Linked DNA regions of Homo sapiens: region 2 is linked to region 1. A link is a loop called in an ENCODE intact Hi-C map of the cell type or tissue named here. Cell type or tissue: chondrocyte. All regions are shown on one strand. Links, peaks and the distances in the headings refer to the core of each region. The heading gives the core; the rest is flanking DNA.

Region 1 (10,326 bases), core at 2,725-7,724:
ATGTAAAGCATGGTGAACTTTTGCAAATACATCTTCAGGGGAAAGTTTAGCAGTGGGATGACTGGGTTAAAGGGTAAATCCTTTTATACTTCGAGAGCCACTGCCAAATTTTCTTCCAGAGTAAAATGAAATGATACTTGGAGTTTGCTTTAAAGTATTCTTACTTCTTCCATAAAAACTGGCAGCGGGAGAGAGAAGAAATCAAAATGGCATCATGTTGACAATTATCAAAACCGGGTGATGGGCATATGGGAGCTCATTTTGCTATTCTCTCTACTTTTGTGTACATCTGGAATTTTCCACAGTTAAAAAAAAAGTCACCTTGAAAAGTTCTACAAATTATCACTTGCCCTAATCATGACTAAGAATATCTTTCCCCTTATACATCTACTAGCAATGACACCATCAAAGTTTGTTTGTTGTTGTTGTTTTCCTTTTTTTATCTTTTTTTTTTTTTTTTGAAATGGAGTTTTGCTCTTGTCACCCAGGCTGGAGTGCAATGGCATGATCTCGGCTCACTGAAACCTCTGCTTCCTGGATTCAAGTGATTCTCCTGCCTCAGCTTCCCAAGTAGCTGAGATTACAGGCACCCACCACCACACCCTGCTAATTTCTGTATTTTTAGTAGAGATGGGGTTTCACCATGCTGGACAGCTGGTCTCGAACTCTTGACTTCAAGTGATCCACCTGCCTCAGCCTCCCAAACTGCTGGGATGACAGGTGTGAGCCACTGCACCCGGCCTTTCCTTTTTTTTTTTTTTTTGAGATAGGGTCTCATTCTGTCACCAAGACTGGAGTGCAATGGTGTGATCACCACTGATGGCTCACTGCAGCCTTGAACTCGTAGGCCCAAGTGATCCTCCCACCTCAGCCTCCCGAGTAGCTCAGACTACACGTGTGTGCCACCATACCTGGCTAATTTTTGCATTTTTTGTAGAGATGAGGTCTCACAATGTTGCCCAGGCTGGTCTCAAACTGCTGGGCTCAAGCTATCCTCCTGCCCTGACCTCCCAAAGTGTTGGGATTATAGCTGTGAGCCACCATGCCTGGCCCTTTTGTCTTTCTTCATAGTTGAAACAGATCTCTCTGTTGCTTCAGTTTCCGTTTATTTAATTATGAGTAAAATTGAACTTCTGTTGTAGTTTGAATGTATCCCCCAAAGTTCATGTTTTGGAAACGTAATCTCCAATGCAATACTGTTGAGAGATGGGACCGTTAAGAGGAGATTAGGTCACAAAGGCAGAGATTAATGGCCTTATAGATTAATGCCATTACCAGGGGAGTGGGTTAGTTATTGCAGTTATGGAGGGAGTGGGTTCCTGATAAAAGGATGAGTTTGGTCCCCTTCCTTCTCTGTCTCTCTCTCTCCCCCCACTCCCCTCTCTACCCTTCCACCTCCTGCCATGGGATGCTGCAGCATGAAGGCCCTCGCCAGATGCAGCCCCCTAACCCTGGACTTCCCAGCCTCCAGAATTCTCAGAAGTAAATCTCTCTACTCTGTTAAATCACCCAGTCTCAAGTGTTCAGTTAGAGCAGCACAGAACAGACAAAGACCACATCCTTCCCTATATTTCGTGGTTGCTTCTTGTTCTCCTTCTTGTTTCTTAGGAACTGGCTGTTCCTATCCTTTGCCTATTCTTGTCTGCAGTCTTGGCCTTCCTGGTTTGTGTGAGCTTTTCATAAACATGGGAAGAGGCCTTGGCACAGGTGTTGTGAATGCATTTTCCCAGTTACTTTTTCATTTTCCAACTTTGTTTTTCGGTCTTTCTCCATACAGACAATTCCCTCAGGCCACATTCCTTCCTTCTTTTTCCTGTGTCTGGGCATCGAGTAGTTTGAAGGAGCTCTCTTTTGTGGCAGTGTGAATGCTGGATAGAGCAGAACTGGCCTCAGGGCTGAAGTGGTGGCCTGGGAGAGAGTTGTGAGGTGAGGATGGGACACCATGGCCAACAGGGAGCCAGGCCTGAGCTGGGAACAGCAGGATGACTCTGCATTTTCTGAGCTGAGTAACTGGGTGGGTGATGATGTCACTGACTAGGATAGGGAAGCTAGGACAAGCGGAGTTCACGGAAACACAGCAATTCCCCTCTATGGGGCACGTCTCACCCTATGTGGTTACACCTGCTTGTATACCTGACTCCCCTTCTAGACATGGGACAGGGACCCTGCCTCCTTCTCTCTGTCCCTGGAAATGGCCATAGCAAAGAGTGCCCAATAACTGCAGATATGAATAAATGAATGAACAAATTAATAAATGAATGGCTCCAGCACTTTGGGAGGCCAAGACGGGCAGATCACTTGAGGCCAGGAGTTCGAGAACAGCCTGGCCAACATGGCGAAACCCTGACTCTACTAAAAATACAAAAATTAGCCAGGTGTGGTGGCACATGCCTGTAATCCCAGCTACTCGGGAGGCTGAGGCAGGAGAATCGCTTGAACCCAGGAGATGGAGGTTGCAGCAAGCCAAGATCACACTGCTGCACTCCAGACTGGGAGAGAGAGCCAGACTCTGTCTCAAAAAATAAAATATGTCCGGGTACGGTGGCTCACGCCTGTAATCCCAGCACTTTGAGAGGCTGAGGCGGGCAGATCATAAGGTCAGGAGATCAAGACCATCCTGACCAACATGGTGAAACCCCGTCTCTGCTAAAAATACAAAAATTAGCTGGGTGTGGTGGGACGTGCCTGTAATCCCAGCTACTCAGGAGGCTCAGGCACGAGAATCACTTGAACCCAGGAGGTGGAGGTTGCAGTGAGCCGAGATCGTGCTACTGCACTCCAGGCTGGCAACAGAGTAAGACTCCATCTGAAAAATAATAATAGTAAATAAAAATAAAATAAAATAAATGTTGCTGGGTGCAGTGGCTCACACCTGTAATCCCAGCACTTTGGAAGGCCGAGGCGGGTAGATCACCTGAGGTCAGGAGTTCGAGACCAGCCTGACCAACATGGAGAAACCCCGTCTCTAGTAAAAATACAAAAAATTAGCCGGGCGTGGTAGCGTATTCCTGTAATCCCAGCTACTCTGGAGGCTGAGGCAGGAGAATCGCTTGAACCCAGGAGGCAGAGGTTGCACTGAGCCAAGATCACACCATTGCACTCCAGCCTGGGCAACAAAAGCGAAACTCTGTCTCAAAAAATAATAATAAAATAAAATAAATTTTAATTTATTTTAAATAATTTAAAATTTATAAATTAAATTTTATAATTTTATATTATAAACAGATTTAATTATTTAAATATAATTACAAATAAATATATAATTAAAATTTAATAATTTTAAAATAAATTTAATTTAATTTAATTTAAAAATCAATGAGTAAATGGCTTGAGTGTGTGGTCCCTCTGTCCAGGTGGAGATGCTGGGAGGTGGAAGGCAGAATTCACAACCGAAGGGATTTTCTCCTCCCTAGTCGCCTCCCCCAGTAGTTGATGGCGGCTGCCACACCTCAAGCCAAGCAGGGGACCTGGCAGTGTTCACCCGCCAGCTGCGTGAACGCCCGTAACTCTTTACGGCAGAAGACCAAGGGTGCGTCTGGTCCTCAGAACTGCAGGATGCACCGGCAGCGATGGAGAAGCCTCCTTGGATGAGGCAGGGTGAGGAAGGAGACCAGACAAGCAAGTCCTCCTCCCAGAGGCAGGGACAGGAAGCAGGAGCAAGGGGCCACCAGGGAAGCTGCAGGGGCTAGAACCCAGGGAACTTTCTAGAAAGGCTAGCTGGCCCTAACAGACCCCTGGCCTGGAGGAAGACCTCCAGGGCAGGTTAGGCGGGCCAGTCACATCTCCGGGGGTGATTTAAAAGGCACCACCTTGGGACAAAAGGATGGAAGCATTGACCAGACAAATGCCTGACCCGGCAGCAGCAGAAAAGGATGCATGGAACCCTGTGGGGTTCCCACCTCATGAGGTCGTCTCTCCTCATTCTTGTGCTCGGTGGCTCCCAAGGGGCAGGCTCTAGTGCTCCCCATGGAGACCCCAGGCCCAGCCGCCTTCCAAGGCTCATGCCCTGTTAAACGGGGACACGCTCCGGCCGCCCGGGATCCCCAAATCTGTAGCAGGAGCGCCCTCTGCTGGCCATCTTGGGTGGCGCCTCTGCGCTGCAGTCCCGAGAGGAGCCCGCGAGGCCGCGGGAGGAATGCAGGGACCCTGGAGACCCATCCTCCACCTGCGCTCTGCAAACTACTCCTTCTCCCCCAGGGTCCTGGCTCCTCCTCGCCATCTTCAGCTTCACCGTCTCTAGTCCCTTAACAGCCAGAGCACCAGGCCCCGGCTGGGCCGTGTGTCCATGCCTCTGCCTCCAGGCGCATGGACACAACATTCCCTTCTGAAGCTGGCCTGCGCTGTGTATCACCCCCTATCCCCCATCCCTCCATCTCAAAAAAGCCCTTCCCTGCCTTTGGCACGTGTCCCTCCCCCACGCCCACCCGCTCAAGTCCCTCTGTTAATAAACTGCTAACCCCAAAACCAGCCTTCCCTCCAGCTTGCCCGGCCCCGAGTCTGAGGGTCCCTGGAGCAGACACGCTCCACCCGCGGGGACCTCTCCCTCCTGTCAACTCCTGAGGAGCGGCAGCGGCTTCTGGGCTTCCCACGCGGGGTGTGACACCAACGGGGGACATAATACAAACGAACGAGGGTAAAGTCCGTGTGCACACCTGTGCATGGCCACATGCGGATGTGCGTCCAGGCGTGCCTTGCAGGTGTGTGGGCAGTGACTGCGCCCACCCCTCTGTCGGGTCTCGCCACGCTTAGCTGGGTGGGCTCCTTCCAACCCAGGCTGGGGCTGAGCAGGAGGAAGCCGCGGCCTCGCCCCCAGAGGGCAGCACTGAGCTGTTCTGGCCCGACTGCTGCCAGACTCTACCCGGAGAGGAGTCCTGAGTTTCCCCGTCCAGGGCCTGGGGGAAGGACTTCAAATCTGTAAAGGAAAGCAAGGAATCAAATCCCAAATCCAGGCTAGCGGTTACACTGCGGGCAGAGCGCGAGGCGCACATCGAAGCTAAAATGTCCAAAATTGGGCAGTGGATTCACGGATGTTTGTTGTGCTTTTATTCTTTTTTTGTTTTTTTCTTTTTTTTTTTTTTTTTTTTTTTTGAGGTCGAGTTTCACTCTTGTCGCCCAGGCTGGAGTGAAATGGGGTGATCTCGGCTCACTGCAACCTCCACCTCCTGGGTTCAAGCGATTCTCCTGCCTCAGCCTCCCAAGTAGCTGGGATTACAGGCGCCTGCCACCACGCCCGGCTAATTTTTGTATTTTTAGTAGAGACAGGGTTTCACCATGTTGGCCAGGCTGGTCTCGAACTCCTGACCTCAGGTGATCCGCCCACCTCGGCCTCCCAAAGTGCTGGGATTACTGGCGTGAGCCACAGCGCCCGGCAGTGCCTTCATTCTTAAATCCTACACATATTTTGTAAATATTATTTTGAATCTATTCAGTATTACTCTTTTCAAAATAAAGGCCTCCGAGCCCTCTCTAGAATGTGGAAAGACCACTCATCGCTCAGTGGAGCAAAGTGAGCCTACAAGCTCCCCAGATCGCCCCCAGAACCCCCAGAATGCAGAGGGCTCTGAGTGTCTCTGGGGTTGCCTGTGGCTTTGGGGAAGGGGAGAGCCTGGACCCAGGCTTCTTTACCGCCCGGAGTCCCGGGTCAGCACTCCTGCAGGATAAGCCACACATCGACACGCAGCTCACACACACACACACACACTTCCAGATTCATACACAGGTGCATGCTCACAGGTTGACACACACATGCTCAAAGACTCATACACACACGTTCACACATAGCTCACATGCACATACACACACACATTGAGACTCTCAGACACACACAGACTGATACACGTACATTCACACACAGCTCATACGAACATTTACACTCTCAAATTCACACACAGGCACATGCTCACAGGCTGACACACACTCAAAGACTCATATACACACATTCACACACAGTTCACATGCACACTCACACTCCCAGATTCACACACAGGCGCATGCTCACAGATCGATACACACACACTCAAAGACTCCTATATACACATTCACACATAGCTCACAGGCACATCCACACACACACATTGACACTCTCAGACATGCGCACACACAAAGACTCACACACACACGTTCACACACAGCTCACACACACACTCCCAGATTCACACACAGGCGCATGCTCACAGATACACACTCAAAGACTCATATACACACATTCACACACACATTGACACTCTCAGACACATGCACACACAAAGACTCACACACACGTTCACACACAGCTCATACACACACTCACACTCCCAGATTCACACACAGGCACATGCTCACAGGCTGACACACACTCAAAGACTCATACCCATTCACGTGCCGCTCACATGTACATTCACACACATACACTGACATTCCCAGACTCACACACACCAGCACATGCTCACAAACTTCCCCATACTCACAAACTTCCCCATACTCACACTCACACTCATAGACTCATGTCCACACTGTCACCCACTCATGGACACACGCGCAAACTTTCACATTCACACAACCTCTCACGGGTACACACCTTACACACTCACACAAAGACGCCATTGCCACTCTGGCCTGTTAATCTTACATCCTCATCAGGAAAGAGGAGGGGCTTGTATCCTCCCTGATTGCAAGAGAGATTTCTAGAATGTTCCCAGGAGACCCCAGTCCCAAGGTAGAGGGATATTCCTCCTGGACTGGAGGAAGCAGAATCGGGGCCAGGACTGGGCCTCAGAGGAACTCCCCGGGCTTCCTGTACCCACTCACTAGCTCATCCTCTCACTCCCCAGCCCATACGTGGGAGAGCCTGACCTGGGGACATGACAGGGGACACACAGCAGGCCCTGATCTTGGGGAGCTCCTGGACCTCACGAGACACCGTGGAGACCTGTGCAGGCTGGCCTGTGGGAGTGCCCATGAGGGGTCCCTGACCCAGCCTCAAGGCAGGACAGGTGGGGAAAGGATCTGAGCAGGTCCAGCACAGCAGGAGACACAGGAGATGCCGGCCTTCCAGGCAGGGTGATGGGCACATGCCATGGCAGGGGGCACCCTCAGGGAAGCATGAGATGTCCCAGGCCAGGGGAGCTGGCTGGAAAGGCAGGGGGTGGGGGCTGGGCCTGGCAAGGTGAGCAGGGGCCCACCTGGGAGAGGCCCACCTGGGAGAGGCCCTGCGTGCCACACGAGGGAGCGGGGCCTTGCTCCTGAAAGCCACAGGGAGCCCTGATTAACTGCACAGGACAGGAGAGGACACAGCTGCTCTGCAGAGGCACACAGCTTGTACCCAAAACCTGCAGGAGGGCAGGTGGTCCTCAGCCTCCATTCCAGGAGCAGAGCAGGCCCAGGAGCCCACCACTGGTCCAGGGAAACCCCCCACAGGTACAGCCACGTTCTTCCCTGATTCATCACAACGAGGCCCCTGTAAGTGACAGAGGGTCGGTCTGTGCAGACCTGGAAACACACGGCCCCAAGACCTGGGATCCTGAAGAAGCAGTGCCAGCTCCTCCCAGACAGCCCGCCCCAGCTGGCCCGCTGGCTCCAGCCCAGCCAGGAGCGAGGGCAGTGGGGGAGCCCCACAGGAGGGAACGGGGGCTCAGGAGGCCTGGTGGGGCAGAGCTGGGACAGCTGGGCGAAGGGGCTGGGTCCTGGCTCCGCGACGAGGGCCCATTCCTGGGTGAGGGAGGGTGGGGCAGCCCACACATTCCAGCTGCTGCCGCTCCCGCCAGCCAGTACCAGCCTGTTCTCGCCTGTTCCCACTAGGTCCCAGGCTGCCCTGGGCCCAGCTCCCAGTGCCAGCTCCCAGAATCCTTCAGGGTTCAGACTCTAACTACAGGGACGCCAGTGCGAATGTCCAGAAGACCACCCCACAGAAACAAGTGCCTCCCCCACCAACACACATGCACACACACACCCCACCAACACACACACACGCATGCATGCACACACACTACCACCAACCAACACACATGCACACACACAAACACACACCCTACCAACACACACACACACCACCAACACACGCATGCACACACACTACCACCAACCAACACACATGCACACACATACACAGACACACACCCTACCAACACACATGCACACACATACACACACCCCACCAACACACACGCATGCACACACATACACACACATACACACACACTGCACACACACCCCAACACACATGCATGCACACACACATGAACCCCACCAACACACATGAACACACACTCACATCCCAGCAACACATGTCTGCACACATGCACACACACACGCCATCAACACACATGCACATACACACACACAAAGCCATCCTCAACCACAGGACACAGACACAGAGCAGGGTTTTCAGGAGCTGAGGCACTTCCTTCCACTGCAGGCAGCACCCAGCCAGGACAAAGTTCTATCCTCTTGCCACAAGGCCCTGGACAGAGAAGCAGGGAAAGCAGCCAAGGTCCCCAGAGAGCCCCTGGAATGGGGCACCCCAGAGCCAGCCCCAGGGCTCAGCCAAAGAAAGCTGGGGAAGTGAGGAGCTGCCCCCAGAAAGAGGAGCCAAGGGGTCTCTGCCCCAGCCTGGGACACCTCAGCCAGGCTTGCCCACCACTGCTCTGCAAGGGGCTAGGTGGGGCCAGGGGGCTGCACCTGCTCTGGTCCCTGCCCCCCAACCCAGCTGCCTGGAGCTCAGCCTGCCGCCCTCACCGTGGAGGCTACGCTAGATGCCCAGGACCAGTGTCCCACCCCATCCCTCAGCCTCTGCTCCCACAGCCCTGCTGTCACCCTTCCTGTCCTCCCTGCAGGACAGAATTCCCACGCCCACCCTGGGCCCAGGGCCAGGAACTGCTGGTTCCCACCAAGGCTTGGGAAGTGATTTCTGCAGACCAAGCCACCCTGGGCCCACCCTGGGCCCATCACAGGTTCCCAGGAAACAGCTTGGCCCTACCTGCTGCGAGGCATGACAGAGGGGACCAGCCCTGGGCTGTGCTCAGAAATGCTGAGGCCTCAGAACTGGGCAACAGGGAGGCAAGGAGGTCCCCCATGGGTGGTTGTTGGTGTGATTGAAATGCTGGCTCTACCAGTAGCCCTCCAGGAAGAGGCTAAACAGTGAGCAAGGTCCCCAAATCCCAAACTTGAAGTTTCCTTCCCCAATCACCATCCAGGGGCCCTGCCAGACTCACAGACAGTGATGGAGAAGCTACAGCGCTAAGTTGGGGGGTCCTGTGGTGGAGAAGATGCAGGTCCCAGCACAGCTCATCTCAGCTCCCAACACACATCCTCAGTCTCATGGTCACATTCCATCCACCAAGAACCCAGGGACATTCAGCTAGGCTTGGTGGTGTGCACCTGTGATCCCAGCTACTCAGGAGGCTGGGGTGGGAGAACCGCTTGAGCCCAGGAGATCAAGCCTGCACGAGCTGTGATGGCGTCACTGCACTCCAACCTGGGCGACAGAGTGAGGCCCTATCTCAAAAATAACAAAAAAAAATTTTAATTAAGTGAAAAACAAAAAGCGCCCAGGGACATTGGGAAAGGGAGTTCCTACCCCCACTTTCCAGGAAAGAAAACAGAGGCCCAAAGAGAGGAAGTGGATTGTGGGAAGAATTTCACTGCAGTAAGTGGTGAGGACTGACCTTGGCCAACCCCATATAGACCCCTTCCAGACCCAGGTGCCAGTGCAGACAGCCCAGCTGGGGTGTGGGGGACACAGGGCCAAGTGGCAAGGTGTCAGCAGCAGTCCCCAGAGATGGGCACCCCATGGGCACAAGTCCGCACTCACAGCCTCTACTCCAGGGCCCCATCTGGCACAGAGCTCCAAGCTGCTTAGGACAAAGGCATCCCTTAGAGGCTGGAGGCAGCAAACAGAACGTGTCCCTCTGCTGCTTCCTGGCCACTGCGGGGCCCTCACCACCACCTCAGCTCTCAGAACATCCTTCATTCTGCCCCCAGCATCTACTGAGCAATGACCAAGACCAAAGCTCCAAACCACAGACTGCCTGGGGCCTCGGCCTCCAGCTCTCCAACTGCAGAGGCAAGAGCAGAGTGTGAGGAGGGGGTGAGGAGTGGGCACCCCAATTGCCCTGGCCACTGTGGGAGCTTGGGCTCTAGCAGGCTGATCTCCCCCAGCCTGCACCCCACCCAGCAAGGACATGCAAGCCAAGCAGTTCCCACACCCCGTTCCTGGTGGCTGCCAGAAGCTTCCTTACAAGGCCCCAGCGCTGAGCTGGCTCAGCTGCAGGCGGGGGCCTGGGTGGGGCACAGCACACCTGGCTCAGCCAAGCCCAGACGCACCCTGCAAGTGAGGAATGCGGACGCCGC
Region 2 (10,326 bases), core at 2,994-7,993, 790 kb before region 1:
CTTAAATATATACAAAAATAAAGTAAACAAGACCAGTAGGTTTGGAGAAGATAGAGGGGGAGAGAGGGCACACGATTTGAAAGAGGGTAGAGGGGGCCAGGCCAGGCCATACCTTGCTGGGTTTTGGTCTTTATTCCAAGGACAATAGGAAGCCTTTGAAGGCCTTTAAGCAATGGAGTGACTGGATCAGCTTTTTCAAAATGATCCCCCCAGCTCTGGTGGAAAGAGTGGAAGAGAGGTGGGTACAGGTGGAAGCTGTGTGGTCAGCCAGGAGAGAGACATAAATAGTGGCTTGGATGAGGAGGCAAAATACCAGATATGGCCAGGATATGTATAGGTATCTGTTGAATGAATGAATAAATAAATCTAGGGTCAGGAGACTTGGAGCTTGACCTAGTTAAAAAGCTACAATTGAAAGATTTTTAGATCAACATTGATAGAGGAATAATTTTTCTTTGATTGTTTAGTTAAAGTTCAATTTAACTGAAAGGTAAAAGCCAGTTAAAATAATGCTTTATTATTTGATTTTTTTTTCTGACAAAATGAAACATAATTTAAATGATCCATAGTGATCCTAAATAGATTTTTAGTTCAGAGATAAATTATCATAAGGACATAAGATGTTTGGATATATGTGTATAGCAAGTGTTTTATGATACATATTCTACATGTTGGGAATGTAGTTTTATATGATTAAGTTTTCAGAGTGCCAATGCTTTGGAAAGTGCAGCTAAAAAGTCTCCCTGTGGACAAATTGGCAAATAATTGTGTAACCTGCTACTTCAGCTTTGTGTCTTTGGTGTTATAATATTATATTGTCCTTTAGCTCCTCAGAAATGATCTCCTCTTTAATGCAACTGTTACCTGTGTACCCTGGAGGTGACAGATAATCATGATAATGATGACTAAAACTTTCATCAGGTTCTCCTCCCTACTGAGACCTTCCTTTCCCTTGAGCAGTTCTTGTCTTCCCACTGGCCAGCGTTCAGTTCTATCTCCTTCAGCTCTGCAAGCTGTAAAAACACCTTCCATAGTCACACAGGGGAACTGAGTAAAATTCTCCTAACTTCACATCACCTGAAGGACTTTTTCTTACCCCTAGCCTCTGAGTAATAACACTGAGAAGGACTTCATTGTTGTGCTTTCCTATAACACCACTGCTGGATTCTGATTAGCCTGGATCTAATTCTGTAGTACTAATTTTTGTTCCAGGATTATCTCTATTGGATGCTGATTATATATATTTGTATTTTTTAAATGATAAACATTTATTTTATTATTTGTCAGCCTACTCAGTCATATATTAGATAGGCTAGGGAAGTTTAACATTAAAATTATCATCCAGAATCAGCACATAAGGCTGTTTAAAATGGGTATCCAGTGAAAACACCGTAAAGCACCTTGGGAGGTACTTTTTATCCAATGTAAATTGTAATATACAATGTAAAAACTGTATGAAACTTTATCATGTATTTGCCTTTAGATCATAAAAACTGAGGTTATTTTCAATAGACTATGTAGAGTCTTACATATAGTTGGTGCTAAATAAAAGCTTGTTGAAGGAATTGAAGCCATCCTCACAGAATTAAGAATTCTGGGCAGAAATGTAGTTATAATTAAGCTTTAACCAGGCTGCACTTTGACCCACTTCCTTGTAACTAAACATCACATAACCTTAGATTCTGACCATTTGCATCCCCATTGTTCCTGTAGATAGAAATTCTAATGTTAGAACCATGAGGCTTTTGTTTAAGAATTGCTTAAACGGATCCTGAATTACTGTGGAACTGCTAACGCCAACCAATTTAAAGACTCCCACAGACAAACCAAATGAGCATGAGAGTACAGTTTCTTTCTCTCCCTGTCCTGGGACTTCACCCTGTACTCTTCAACTAATCAACAATCTCTATGCTTTGGCTCACTCCAAAACTCTTAAAAACCCTCGCCCCAGAGTCCCCGGGAAGATGGATTTGGGGTTTTCTCTTTTCTCCTCATTTGTTGGCCTTACCATTAAACCTCTGTCTCTGTTGCAACCTGGTGCCTCTGGGTATTGACTTGCTGTGAACATCCAGGCAATGAACCTATTACAGCTACAGAATGAATACACAAATAAATGCATATGTGATGCCCCACTTGTATACATAAATAAGCCAGCGGAGAAAACCAAACACCACATGTTCTCACTCATAAATGGAAGTTGAACAATGAGAACATGTGGACACAGGGAGGGGAGCATCACACACCGGGGCCTGTCGGGGAGTGAGGGACTAGGGGAGGGATAACATTAAGGAGAAATACCTAATGTAGATGATGGGTTGATGGGTGCAGCAAACCACCATGGCACGTGTATGCCTATGTTACAAATCTGCACGTTCTGCACATGTATCTCAGAACTTAAAGTATAATAATAAAAAATAAAAATTACACTGCAACTTGTCAAAAAAGTTATACTTGTTGCTCTGTTTATTTGAAACGTGAAATTGCAGCCTGACGTGATTTCTTTAAAATCCCATGTTACTTGCAAATAAATGAAATATTTCAAAATGAGTACACTTAGCAGAAACTTAGTAGTGTATGTATAACTTCAGGAGATCAATAAGTGCAAGTCAGTAACTAAAATGACCATATTCTTACCAACCAAGGTCATAGCGTCGTGTGTTTACGGTGTTTTTAAAGATTTCAAAATGCCGGGCTAATGTGATTATATGTGATATTATTGTTGTCTTTTTGTACAAAGTGAGTCATCTCAAGTTGAGTAACTTGTTCTGAGTAAGATAATGACTCACTGAGAAAGCCTGAAATACCATCTAAATGGCTTCTATTAGAGCCCACTGCTGTCTGTGGACTGTTTTATCAGTGTGATTTATTTACAGGTCTGCTTCTAAATTGCGTATTTGTTCCATCATTTTGAAGAAGAGTTGCATTTCATTAAGAATATGTACATAGTGAAAAAACAATGACATATTTTAGCAACTAGAATTCGCAATGAATTTAATTCTAAAGAAGAGTAGTATGCAGAATTTTTTTCCTGAAAAAGCTTGATGCTCATGTTTTTACAGTCTATAAAGTTAAAATATCTATTCTGAGTTTTGCAAACAATTTATTGCATGTGTGTAAAGCATTGCATTTATTTATAATTCTGCTATATTATGCTAATTTAAGAAATAAACCCTAAAATCATGCATGACAATTCCCAAGAATGCTAAGCTTTTTTTGAGACGGAGTCTCACTCTGTCGCCCAGGCTGGAATGCAGTGGTGCGATCTCAGCTCACTGCAAGCTCTGCCTCCCGGGTTCACACCATTCTCCCGCCTCAGCCTCCCAAGTAGCTGGGACTACAGGTGCCCGCCACCACGCCCGGATAATTTTCTGTATTTTTAGTAGAGACAGGGTTTCTCTGTGTTAGCCAGGATGGTCTCAATCTCCTGACCTCATGATCTGCCCGCTTCGGCCTCCCAAAGTTCTGGGATTATAGGCGTGAGCCACTGCTCCCAGCCCCAGTTTTTCTTAATTTATTTTATATACTCTGTATTTAGTTGTAGAATCCTCCCCTTCAATTTGAGCAGCTACATTAATATTAGCATTTTAGACAGGCACCGTGGTTTGCACCTTTCATCAGGCATCTGACATTTGACTAAAATGGCAGTAGTCTGAGGTGGGAGGATCACTTGAGCCCAGGAATTTGAGGCTGCAGTGAGCTATGAGCACACCATTGCACTACAGCCTGGGTGACAGAGAGCGACCCCATCTCTGAAGAAAGCACATCTTATAGTTTCAAAGTGCTTTATGGCTTGTTAAGCTCCTTCACAGAAGTTGGCTTATTTGATGCTCACAACTTGTGATAGAGGGAAGATAAATATTATTCCCCCCTCCCCATATGTTGGGTGAGAAAAGTGCACTTTTTTTTTTTACAAAAGTGGAATAATTTAGGATTGTGCATGAAGGGAAGAAAAAGAATAAATATGTCTGGGGGAAATATGTAAACCAGTTCATTTCTTTAGTTGTAGAGAGACTTTTTTTCTTTGCATAATAATAGCAGGTAATATTTAGTGCTTACTATATGCCAAGTGTGAATTGACCCATAGAATTCTCATAATAGGGCGTGAAGCAGGTATCCTTTTTTGCCTTGATTTTAGGGAACAGAGAACTATGGAACAGAGAGGTAAGTAAAACCATTAGAAAGTGCCAGAGCTGGGACCCAAACTCAGGCCTTTGAACTGTGCTTTTAACCTCTATGCTCAGTGGTGTACTGGTGTAAAACAGTTTTCTGGGAAATACATTTTAAAAGCCCAAGTTCCATTTGTGTAAATACTCCCATCATGGCCAATTTCAAGCTGCCCATGGTTTAATAGCCAGCTTGGAAAATTCCTGAATATTTACTGATCAGTGATTAAGAGCCAGCTTGCCCTAGGACACCTTTGACGATCCTACATGGCCTCTCTGCGCCTGTGGACAGTATCATCTGAAGAAAGAATATTCAATTATTATTTTAAAATTGACTATTGAGTTAATATTTACTTACAATGAAATATATTCGTTTTAAATGTGCAGTTTGAAGAGCCTTGCTAAATGGACCCATCACCACAGTCAAGATACGGAACACTTCCATCGGTCCCAAAGGTTCTCAGGTGCCCCTTCCAGGTTAACCAGTTAATTCTCACTCCTCCCACACCTTTCAGCTCAGGTGACCACTGAGCTTATTTCTGTCACTATAGATGAGATTTTATCTTTCTGAAAGTTTCATATAAATGGAATCATACAGTATGTATTCTTTTGTGTCTGGTTTCTTTAGCTCAGCACAATCTTGGATTCAGTTCCAAGATTTAAGAAACATTTACTACCCCATAAAAAAATCATTTACTCAGCTATATGATTAAGAATTTCATTTTCATTTGATATTTGAGTATGTTTTTAAAGCCTGAGTAGTTATTGATTGGCTGGTTTTCTTAACTCTAAATAATTGCTAACTTTCTTTTTCACTTTATGCCTTGTAGAACTGCCTCCTTACTGGTGAACTTTTTGGAAACTAATTATTAGTTAAATAAGACAATTTTAATTTGCTAAGTTGATCGTTGTAAAAGGTTTGCTTTTTTTCTTCTTTCTTGTTTTAAAAGATAAACCTTCTAGTATCAATACATCTCAAGTGGCTTGAACACACAGGCTTAGCTTATTTTTATTTTATTTTATTTTATTTTTTGAGACGGAATCTTGCTCTGTTGCCCAGGCTGGAGTGCAGTGGTGTGATCTTGGCTCACTGCAACCTCCGCCTCCTGGGTTCAAGCTATTCTCCTGCCTCAGCCTCCCTAGTAGCTGGGACTACAGGCGCACGCCACCACTCCTGGCTAATTTTTGTATTTTTAGTAGAGATAGGGTTTCGCCATGTTAGCCAGGCTGGTCTCGAACTCCTGACCTCAAGTGACCCACCTGCCTTGGCCTCCCAAAGTGCTGGGATTACAGGCATGAGCCACCGCGCCCAGCCAGGTTAGTTTATTTTAAAGTTCATTTCTTGAGACTCCAGAAGATGGCACTCTTACAAAGCCTAAAGAAATAAAGCTTTGGCTTTGTTTTTCTACGTGGTTGTTTTTCTAGGTGGTTCCTTCCTGCTGTGACCCATTTGCAAAGCCATTTGTTTGGGAGAATAACATTTATTTTTTTTTCTGATTATCAGAGTCATATATGCTGTTTGTTAAACATTTTAATAAAGGTATTCTTCAAACCCCTTGCTAATCCCCAAGAGATAACTACTATAACAGTTCAGTATATATACAGTATTTTCCAGACCTTCCACTAGCTTTTACACACAACATATGCATATCAAAGTAAAAATTTAAATTTGTAAAATTTTAGATTTTAGGATAATCATAAACAATGTACTTGTCTTTTGCTATAGGATTCTTTATTCAGTTTTTTTTTCTTAGGAGTTCTTTTCTTTAAAGACAGACCTTCCACTTCTGCAATTCATTACTTGCCGAGTCCAAAGGGACCTCTCACATCTGTGTTGAATTAGGGCTTGTGGCCTAGTGAATGAGGGATAGACTCTCATGATAAGGATGCTGCTATGGTCTGAAAGTTTTTGTCCCCCCATATTTGTATGTTGAGACCTAATCACCAATGACCCAGTATTAGGAGGTGGGGTTTTCGAGAGTGGATTAGGTCATGAGGGTGGAGCCCTGGCGAAGGGGATTATTGTCCTTATAAATGAGGCCCTGGGGCATTGCTTTGTCCCTTCTGCCATGTGAGGATATATCGAGAAGCTGTGTATGATCCAGAAAGCGGGTCCTTATCAGACAGTGAAGCTGCCTCCAGAACTGTGAGAAATAAGTTTCTCTCATTTTTAAGCCACGCGGTCCGAGGTATTTTGTTCTAGCCGCCCGAAGGGACTGATAGATGCTGTGCTAGTTGCATTTCTTGTCAGTGAGAACAGGGCAAAGTGAAGTTACATAATAAGAAATGTAATGCTTCCTTTGCCAAGTGAAGACTTATAGGATATTTTGGCCAAGATAGTATCAGAAAAGGACTATTATTTGGGTCTTGCTGGCTGTGCCATGAAATCCTAGCCATTGGAACTTCAATGGGAAATTTTGTGAAATCACGAATTTTTTTCAGATAGTTTTTTCCCCCACGATATAACCCTGCCGGTAGCTGACTTCCCCAAGAGCATATAGTCCAGGAGACCAAGGAAGAACTGAAAGGCCTTTGTGATCTATCTTTGGAGGTCATATACTGTCACTTCTTCAATAAATCTGCTCCTCGTTCATTGTGAGAAGGAACTACACAAGGGAATGAAGACCAGGAGGCAGGGATCACTGGCACCAACCTGGAGGCTGCCACAAGTCACCAATATGTGGGTGCTATTTAAAACCATGGGATTGGCTGGGTGCGGTGGCTCACACCTGTAATCCCAGCACTTTGGGAGGCCGAGGCGGGCAGATCATGAGGTCAAGAGATGGAGACCATCCTGGCCAACATGGCAAAACCCTGTCTCTACCAAAATTACAAAAATTAGCTGGGCGTGGTGGTGTATGCCTATAGCCCCAGCTACTCAGGAGGCTGAGGCAGAAGAATCGCTTGAACCTGGGAGGTGGAGGTTGCAGTGAGCCAAGATTACACCATTGTACTCCAGCCTGGGCAACAGAGCGAGACTCCCTCTCAAACAAACAAACAAAACCCATGGGATAAGATCAGGGAGGAGAGGCTGGGGAGGGATCAGATGAGGTTACCTGGGGAGGGAGTATAGAGAAAAGACAAGAGGATTGAGCCAACATTCAGTCACAGAAGTCTGAGAAAAAGCTGCCTACAGAGTGATGGCTCTGGGAGCTTTGTGGTAAAAAATTTCCAAGAGAAGGGAATGCTGAGAAACTATGGTACTAGCTAATAAATGACCCTTGCATTTATACTTGTGCAAAATCCTTTCCCCTTTGAGTCTCACACCATTCTTATGTAGTTGTAAGGAAAACAGATGTTATTTAAAGCAGTAACTATTTGCAGACACTTTTGAGCACCAGGGAAGTAGAATCCTTTATTTATTACTTGGGGGCTGTGGACCTTGTTCAGAGGCCTTGATAAAATCCTTTTGAGTCTGAAAGGTAAAGGTTACCCTAGGATGTGTGCTGGAAGGTGAAGGCTAGACAAAGAGAGCTGAGCGTATAATAAAGTGAGATGAGTGGAGGATCTGAAACCATTAAAAATATTTTTTTCTTTTCTTTTTTTTGAGACAGGGTCTTACTCTGTTGCCCAGGCTGGAGTGCAGTGGCACGATAACAGCTCACTGCATTCTTGACCTTCCCAGGCTCAGGTAATCCTTCCACCTCAGCCTCCCAAGTAGCTGGGACTACAGGTGTGCACCCCCACACCCGACTAATTTTTTTTTATTTTTTAAATTTTTTTTGTAGAGACAGAGTTTTACCATGTTGTCCAGGCTGGTCTTGAATTCCTGGGCCCAAGCAATCTGCCCATATTGGCCTCCCAAAGTGCTGGGATTACAGACGTGAGCCACTGCATCTGGCCATATAAATGATATTAAAAGGAAAAGCTGCATACTGAAGCAAATCAGCTTAAGTTGGCTGACTAGCCATTGGCCTTTGGACTCAGCTCTGGAATTCCTCTTGTCTAACACAACTCCTCCCTCTCCCTTCTGCTTCTTTGACACTCCTTATTCACCATGTCTCCTTGTTTCTTCATCCCACTTTGGTTTCATACAGTAAATAATAATAAGACACAAATATTGAGTACTTTCTAGGTGCCAATAGTTTCCAGGTTCCTAGTGCTTTAGGTACACGACCTCATTTCATCTTCACAAAACCCGTGCCATGAAGCAGGTGCAGTCATTGCTATCATTTCCACTTTAAGAAACTGAGGAACACAGAGGTTAAATTACTTGTTATTAAGTAGCAGAGCCGGAAATTGAACCCAGTGTGATGTTAGAGGCCAGGCTCTTAATCATTGAATTTTGCCCATTTTCCTTTTAGGGTTTTGAATTTGGCAACCCATGTTGAACCACCATCTACTCAGGCTGAGACTTTGGCTGCCTTTTTCCCTAATGCAGAACATGATTTTTGTTACTGACTTGTGGGTCTGACCTGCCCCAGTGGGGACCCCACCCTGGGCCTCACTGCTGCCAGCTAGGAGAAAGGAGAGCAGAACCATGTTTGTTCACACCCTCTGTCTTTTCACATGTATTTGCCCTGTTGCCTTTCTCCCTCGTCTACCTGGATGATTTCTTTATGTAGCATTTCATTGCCCCTCCTGGAAAATTGTTCACTTCTTCCATGTGTCCTTCGAAGTTCTGTTTGTTTTCTTTTTTTTGCTTTTTTTTTTTTTGAGACAGAGTCTCACTCTATTGCCATGCTGGAGTGCAGTGGTGCAATCTTGGCTCACTGCAACCTTCGCCTCCCGGGTTCAAGTGATTCGCCTGCCTCAGCCTCCTGAGTAGCTGGGATTACAGCCACCTGCAACTGCACCCGGCTAATTTTTGTATTTTTAGTTAAGATGGGGTTTCACCATGTTGGCCAGGATGGTCTTGATCTCTTGAGCTCATGATCTGCCCGCCTCAGCCTCCCAAAGTGCTGGGATTACGGGCGTGAGCCATGGTGCCCAGCCCTTTGAACTTCTATTCAACAGATCTCACTGTATCAACATTCTTGGTAGGTGTTTATCTCTGCCCTCAACCATGAGCTCCTCAAGGCAAGGACCATATCATATTCATCACTGAGCCTCCAACCTGGCACACTGTAGGGGCTCAGCGTTTCTTGACTGCATGAATGATGGTGCTAGAAAATGAACAGGACAACTCTCAACTGCTGTAGTAGACAATATAATTTTGCTACAACCTTGATGAGCTTACATAAAAAGGCCAGAACTTCTAAAAGAATCTTCTTTTAGCTTAATCCTCAAACCCTGACATCTTCATCCCAGTTTTATCTACATTATCATTATTATCATTATTAATGTTGTGTAGAGATGGGGGTCTCTCTATGTTGTCCAGGCTGGTCTTGAACTCCGGGCCTCAAGCAATCATCTTGCCTCTCAGCCTCCCAAAGTGCTGGGATTATAGGTGTGAGTCATTACTCCCAGCCTCTATTTTATTAGTAGTATTTCAAAAACTTCTCTCTATGCTCTTGACATTCTTGTTGGAATCAAGGCATACATTTCACATTATTACCATTCATCTTTTATTACAATTAACTCTATTAAAACAATACTACTTGATTAAAGCTCTATGATTAAAAAATATTCCGGGTTACCAGAAGAAAGTTCGTTAAAAGACTACTCCAGGTCCAGAAGGATATAAGGTAATTTTGATTTGTTACAAAGACCAACATGACCAAAATGACTTGTGACTGAATATTGTTTCAGAAGGGCAAAAAGGATTCAATGTGAATAGGGAATCCAAAGAAAATGGAACAGACAAAAATAGGGATTGAAGTAATACAGCATGTTACTCTGAAAGGAATAATTTCTACTTGTAAATTTCTTGTTCCTAAGGAACCAATCATGGGGCAGATCTTGTGAAATTTTACATTAGTTCTTCAATTTCCTGAACTTGAGATGAGACCACCTCACCATTCACCATCTCCTGCACAACTGTCTTGATTTTTCGGGTTTTGGTTGGGTCTAAAGATAAAAATGGAATAAGGGGGCAAGAGTTAGTGTTTCAAATATTAATCCAACACTGGTTGTTTAATGTAGGCTTCTAAATTAAGCATTGGTTGATACAATCCATCTAATTAAACTTTCAAAAGTAAATTTTACTTCTCAAAAATGTGTTTTAGCCAATGACAATGAAATGTATTCAGTGTTGCCTTGTACATATATGAAAACTTTTTTT

The links. Peaks named below come from ENCODE experiments on the same cell type or tissue, not always from the same donor. Only the 100,000 strongest peaks of a DNase experiment are listed, where the experiment ranks them.
Region 2: a loop joins it to region 1, with 4 times the contacts of the local background. A loop is called at or near these places in 30 of 110 quality-filtered maps.

The regions. Positions count from the first base shown.
Region 1 is chr17:41,644,003-41,654,328 of GRCh38, forward strand. It overlaps LOC124904004 (a long non-coding RNA gene), which reads right to left. Exons shown (of 2, transcript XR_007065756.1): 1 at 9,189-10,326; 2 at 3,275-4,912. Among named protein-coding and RNA genes, the nearest start is that of KRT17, 25 kb to the left of the region's middle. RefSeq lists enhancers at 3,373-4,248, 3,801-3,950, 3,981-4,140, 4,539-4,648, 9,548-10,246 and 1 more. In chondrocyte, for the core only: CTCF peaks have their summits at 4,065 (motif pointing left) and 4,795 (motif pointing right); no DNase peak of the experiment used is centred there.
Region 2 is chr17:40,851,647-40,861,972 of GRCh38, forward strand. The region is part of intron 1 of LOC105371777 (a long non-coding RNA gene); the gene reads left to right. KRT12 (keratin 12) reads right to left here. Exons shown (of 8, transcript NM_000223.4): 8 at 9,657-10,112. The coding sequence ends at 10,015. Among named protein-coding and RNA genes, the nearest start is that of KRT12, 10 kb to the right of the region's middle. RefSeq lists an enhancer at 5,351-5,645. In chondrocyte, for the core only: CTCF peaks have their summits at 5,525 (motif pointing right) and 5,735; no DNase peak of the experiment used is centred there.